Regions from separate parts of the Mus musculus genome. Here region 1 is linked to region 2. The links are chromatin loops, found by intact Hi-C in ENCODE. Cell type or tissue: gastrocnemius. All regions are shown on one strand. Links, peaks and the distances in the headings refer to the core of each region. The heading gives the core; the rest is flanking DNA.

The links. Hi-C counts contacts between places; a loop is a spot of excess contacts. Peaks named below come from ENCODE experiments on the same cell type or tissue, not always from the same donor. Only the 100,000 strongest peaks of a DNase experiment are listed, where the experiment ranks them.
Region 1: a loop joins it to region 2, with 2.2 times the contacts of the local background. A loop is called at or near these places in 3 of 42 quality-filtered maps.

What each region holds. Positions count from the first base shown.
Region 1 is chr1:183,931,076-183,933,990 of GRCm38, forward strand. No RefSeq gene overlaps it. Among named protein-coding and RNA genes, the nearest start is that of Gm34130, 4.8 kb to the right of the region's middle. In gastrocnemius, for the core only: no CTCF peak of the experiment used is centred there; a DNase peak (open chromatin) is centred at 1,320; H3K27ac peaks cover 1,339 bases.
Region 2 is chr1:183,806,060-183,808,974 of GRCm38, forward strand. All of the region lies in intron 2 of Gm34068 (predicted gene, 34068), which reads left to right. Among named protein-coding and RNA genes, the nearest start is that of Gm34068, 59 kb to the left of the region's middle. In gastrocnemius, for the core only: no CTCF peak of the experiment used is centred there; no DNase peak of the experiment used is centred there; H3K4me3 peaks cover 260 bases; H3K27ac peaks cover 2,391 bases.

The DNA of each region.
Region 1 (2,915 bases), core at 229-2,728, 130 kb after region 2:
ACCATATAAGGCCACATTGGTTTACATCTTCTTCTTGTCACCTTGCATAGAGTCATGGCACCTATGAAGAAGGATCTCCAGGAGATGGGCTGGGCCAGGTGGGTGTAATAGGGACCTTGTAATGCTGGCCAAGCTCCAGCTACACAGCATAACTGTCACTCCATATCTTCTTATTCTTACTGGCCAATGTACTACCAACTTTTCTTAATGCCAGAGAGATGCCACCACTGGGCAGTTTGATGGGTCGTGTAGTCTTGGGTCCTGTCCTCAGTCTGGCCATTCCCCAGAGAACACTCAGGGAAGAACTTGAGCCTCATCCCCACTGATCTCTGCCCATACCATCCAAGAACCTCTAAATAAACCCCCGATTACTCCACTCCTAAGAATAACCAGGTCGCATTGAAAGCTTACTCTGGGCCAGACACTTCAAACACATATGACTAATCATTACAAGGCCCTCCAAAGGCTGACAGCCATTGTTCTTTTTAACAGAGGCAGAGGTCATGCCTCAGATAGGTTGAAGAATAAGCTAATTCATCAGTCTCAGTCTAAAAAGAACTGGGATTCAAACACAGATTTGCTGGTCTCTAATTCTCCTAAATCACTTCACCTTCCTCACAATGAACTTTTTGCAAATATTTTCAAGGATATTCAATAATATGCTCTCTCCTCCAGGGAGAAAAGCTAGATGAAGGATGTGTCCTGCTTATCTAACCTGGGCTCATTCTGTGACCTTCCTGACCAGGACACGGATTTGCAGTCATCCCCCTGAAATGGAGAAAGAGTGTACTGTCACCTGAGCTGTCCTGCGAGAGATTATCCTCTGTGGGACTTAGGAGATCAAGCAAGTTTCTTAAGAGGGGAATTGAGACTGTGTAATCTCATTCTATACTAAAGTTTTCAAAGGCTGAGGAAACTTGATTCTAATATTAGTGTCTCACAGAGCTGCTGGCCAGAAGGGTGACAAATGGTCCCCATGGGATTACACCTGCATATCAGTCTCGAGTTAAAATATATATATATATATCCTCTCTGGAGAGGTTGACTAGCTGTGCACAGACTGAATAAGGAATGGTTGGCCTGACTGTGGCTGCAGGGCTCAGGAATCAGCTTGTTGCTGCTCCTGAGCTATTTAGCCACGAAGGGGATGATGTGAATTGACCTCTTTTTGTGGTGACATACAGCACAGCAGTGAGGAAGTTGTCGCACTGAGCTCTTCCTGCTGGATCCTAACTGGGATGTTGTTTGAGGTCCAATTGTAAGGCTTGGGAAGAGGTGGTCCAGCCAAGTGTGATGGGGAAGAGCTGGGCAAAGCATGCCATGATTCTCACAAGGACCTACTCAGGAAGGACCACCTGGTCAGAGCAACCCTGCCCCACAGCCAGCAGTCCAAGTCAGTGCTCCAGGCTGCCCTTCTGGCAGCTGCCCAGGGTCCTGAGCAGAAGTTGTGCTTTTCTCTTCTCTCCATGTATGCATTTTGGTATATGTCATAGGTGAAAGGTCTCAGGGTTAGAGTTCAAAGGGGACACTGGGGTAGTTTGTCATTTTGGGTAAGTGATTGGGTAAGTTAGGAAAGTTATTTATAGCATAGATAGACAACAGCATATTGGGGGCTCTGGTGAGAGTTTAGTTCCATAAGTCAGTGTGTGTGTGTGTGTGTGTGTGTGTGTGTGTGTGTGTGTGTGTGTGTTGGTTCCCTTCTGATTTTCTGAGAGGAAGGGAAGGTTTCATATAATCAAGCTGACTCTAATTGCTGGGCAAACCTATGGGAAGTCCTTGGAACTTCATGTAGTCTGAGAATTCAAGCGTCTAAGTGGAGACTCGGTGTCTTAGTCAGGGTTTCTGTTCTTGGACAAAACATCATGACCAAGAAGCAAGTTGGGGAGGAAAGGGTTTACTCAGCTAACACTTCCACATTGCTGTTCATCACCAGGGAAGTCAGGACTGGAACTCAAGCAGGTCAGGAAGCAGGAGCTGATGCAGAGGCCATGGAGGGATGTTCTTTACTGGCTCCCCCCCACCCGCTGGCTTGCTCAGCCTGCTCTCTTATAGAACCAAGACTACCAGCCCAGAGATGGCACCACCCATAAGGGGCCCTCCCTCCTTGATCACTAATTGACAAAATGCCTTACAGCTGGATATCGTGGAGGCATTTCCCCAACTGAAGCTCCTTTCTCTGTGATAACTCCAGCCTGTGTCAAGTTGACACAAAACTAGCCAGTACACTCAGCTTGTATCCCCCTTAGGAAAAGAAGGGTGTGGAAACTTTATTCTTCTATGAAGTATGTGGCCATTGAGCAGCTGAAATGTCTAGGGGCAAGAGATCCCCATTTATAGATGAGTCTCCTAACACAGAGCAGAGAATGTCACCATGGAGACCAGAGAGTCCATCATAGAGCAGAAGCAAGACTCATATGCTCTGGGTGGATGGGCCAGACTATTGCCTTCTCTACCTTTCACTGACTGTAACAACTCATGTGAGTTCACTTCAGCCAAGACTAAGACTACTTGTCTCCCTAAAAGCAGGGGCTCAATAATCAGATCAGGTTAAGATCTGACGTGGTGCCTGTGAATTAGGTTTTTGGAAGATTGGGCATTTTTGAGAGAGTTTTCTTAAAGACAGTAGATCCCACTTCTCATGGAGGTCTGAAGAAAGAGGTACTAGCCAGCAAACTCCAGATGTACTGGTTTCCTTTTATAATGGTGCCATTCTGAAACACAGCAAGAAAAACCAAGAAGGTCGGCTGATTTGGGTCAGGGTGCTAAAGCTTCAGCCTTGTTTCGTTCTCAAGCTGGGTAGTGATTAGTTTCTGTTAAGGAATAAGAAGTGGTTATGGAAATACTTTGAGGGTTTTAAAAAAGAAAAATGCAATGTGTATGTATGCAAATGGTCTCTTGTTTCTTTCTGTGGTTAC
Region 2 (2,915 bases), core at 135-2,634:
ACTGAGACCAGAAAAGGCAGGCCAGGTAGGGAAACAGGATCTATAGGTAGGCAACAGAGTTAGGGACAGCCCCGCTCCAGTTGTTGGAGAACCTGCATGAAGACCAAGCTGCACATCTGGTACATGTGTTTGGGGAACCTCGGTCCAGCTCATGTACAACATATGCATTTCTAAGCTGCAGAAGGAGAGGTATAAAATCTTAAGTGAGAAGCCCAAGATAGATCACTTTGGAAATGAGAGGCAAAGCTAGGTGCTCTGGCTTAGACAGCGTCTTTCTAGACACTGTGTCTTTAGCCCCCAACTACACTGAACAGAGAGTATGGCTGCCCTCAGCTCTTTCTAGGACCAGCCTGAGTTCATGAGAAAGTGCATCCTTGAAAGTGATCTCAGAGTCCAGGCTGGGCTTCAGCTTCATAGTGTGGCACTTCGCGCTGGCTTGCTACACTGCCATGAATGTCCCCATGTGTGCTTTATTAGGACCCGATACACGCATACATAAGCCTCTTATGCCACCTTATTGTTTTGGGGATTTTGACTAGTATAAATATTAGTCAAGTAAAAACATGATACTTTTTTTAGGCTTCTACAGAGTAGGTTAATTATTTCATTTATCAGCAGGATACCTATGATTGTTTTTCATGGAAGAGTAAAGAAGACTAAATGTGTGCCTGAGGTCTCAGTGGTTGGTGATCAAGGTACAGACCCCAGTGCCATTTGTCGGGTTCCATAGCTGTTCTACCACAGGACCTTTGCCTCCCAGTGAGAGAGACAGCTGGCAGTGTGGGGTTGTCCAGCATTGGATAGGCTGGAAAGGCTCAAGGGCACTCCTTGGAGGTGAATTCTCCTAAACAGGGATACTGTTTCACATCATCAGAAATCCAAGCATTGGCTGTAGAGACAACCCCAGTGCTGAAGAAGCTGGGTGGAAAAGCAAAATGAAATGAATTGAGTCCAACAGCCGGAGAGCATGTCCCTCACAGTGATGTCAGCCCCATGAAACATCATATGTAATCAGAGACTACAGGCACTTGTTTCTCTTTGCACAATTAAAACTAGGTTCTGCTATTCCTGGGAACCATATTTTTAGAGTTTAAGCTGGGTGTAATGAGAATTCTAAAAATAACATTGTGAAAGGTGAGGCTAAGTGTGGGGGGCTGAGTTCACCCTGGTGCTGGGGCAATAAAACATTATCCGTGGTCCATTTAAAGCCCTTCAGCCCTGGGATAACGTTTTTTGCTTGGACAGAAGCTTAGTTCATCCTGTTTGGACCCAACTCAGTTTCCATCGACATGGTGGTGGTCCAGGGAATAGGAACTATGAATGAGTTATTAGGGGAATTTTAAAGCTGTTGAAAAACCTCAGGGGGCAGCTTCTTTCACAGGAGCTCTGGTTACACTGAGCCGAGAGGTTTGGGGTATCCACTGTTGGGACCACCACAGCTGGCCAGCTCACAGCCTTCCAGCATGAGGGCTCTTCTTAGAATCATGCTTCTTAAGCCCCGAAGGCTGCCAATAATAACGATCTCTGGGTTGGCAATGAGAGAGCCTGTAACCTCAGACCCAGCTCTCGGCACCCAGTAGTGTGCCTAAACTATGATACATGCCTTGTAACAGATGTGAGAGACTTCAAGATTTTAATAAGTCCAGGCTTTGGAATGGATATAGATTTCCTGGATGGAAAAGCCCTATATTAACTGTCCCACCCACAGCTCCTTTAAACACACATGAGCACTCATCACACACGAAGCCCTCCGTGCATGTGCGCATTGCCAGGTTCCTGCTTGAGGCAGACCTGACCCCAGCAGCAGATGGGCATTATCAAGTTTCTTATCACATCCTTGCCATCCAGTAACTTGACGTCTCCTGTTTTTTGGGCCGTGCTAATGAGGCTGATGTTGCAAGCTTACTTTTGCTGATGAGCTACATGGCTTTCCTCTTGTGTGTTCAGGGATATTTTCCCTAGCTTGTTTGCCTGTTTATTTAAACTCAACCTGCAAGTCTGGGTCTGGGATAAGATCACCGACTGCTTGTCTGTTGGCTCACAAATGTCTTGCTTCAGATGCAGACAAGATCTGAGATAAGCTAGTTCCATATGGGCACAAGTATATGAAGAACACTGGATGTGTTGTTAATACCAGCAGGGCAGCGTCTGATAGACTAAACTAACCCTGATTCTCTAAGCAGCCTTAGCCCAAAGCAATGGCAACAATGATTTCTGTGACCTTGAACATGTACAGGGCATCTGATCACACAGTGCCTTCTGCAGGGGCAGGCAAGAGCCATCTACATTTATGTTGTAGCCTGAGTAAACATAAAAAGAATTCTTACTTTCCTATGTACACAAATGCTTAGTAGCACTCCCTGGGGCTGAGGTTACTGTTTGAGAATTGTGAATGCACAGTTGATAGTAGACTGAACAGCCTACATAACTTTCTGTCAGAAAAGCGGTGATTTTAGCAATGGTGAGGTGTTTGCAAGTGGTCAAATCTAACTCCATCATTTTTAGACTGATATCAAATTACAGGCTGGAGAAATGTCTTTCTCAACATTACCTGGCATTTGGTATATATCTGGAGTTACTTAAGACTCAGGCCAAACTCTATCAGGGTTTTGTTGATTCTGTCAAGTAAGGTCTACCCAATGGACTTTTCAGTATCTTTTTCTTTGTCTCTACTCTTTTTATTTTGTGTCCCTTTGCCCAGTGGCAGCAAGGAGTACCTACACTTTTGTTCTTTCTCAATAAGTCTTCCCCTAAAACTATTATTCAGAAATCACCAGACCAACGTGTTCACACCACCACACAAACGAATGAAAAGCTGCTTTCTAGCTTTGTGTGCCTTGTAAACATTAAATTGAACTTGCGGTCAGATTTAGTTATGGCATCCGAGCAGCCTCAGGTCAGCACAGTTTGGGAAG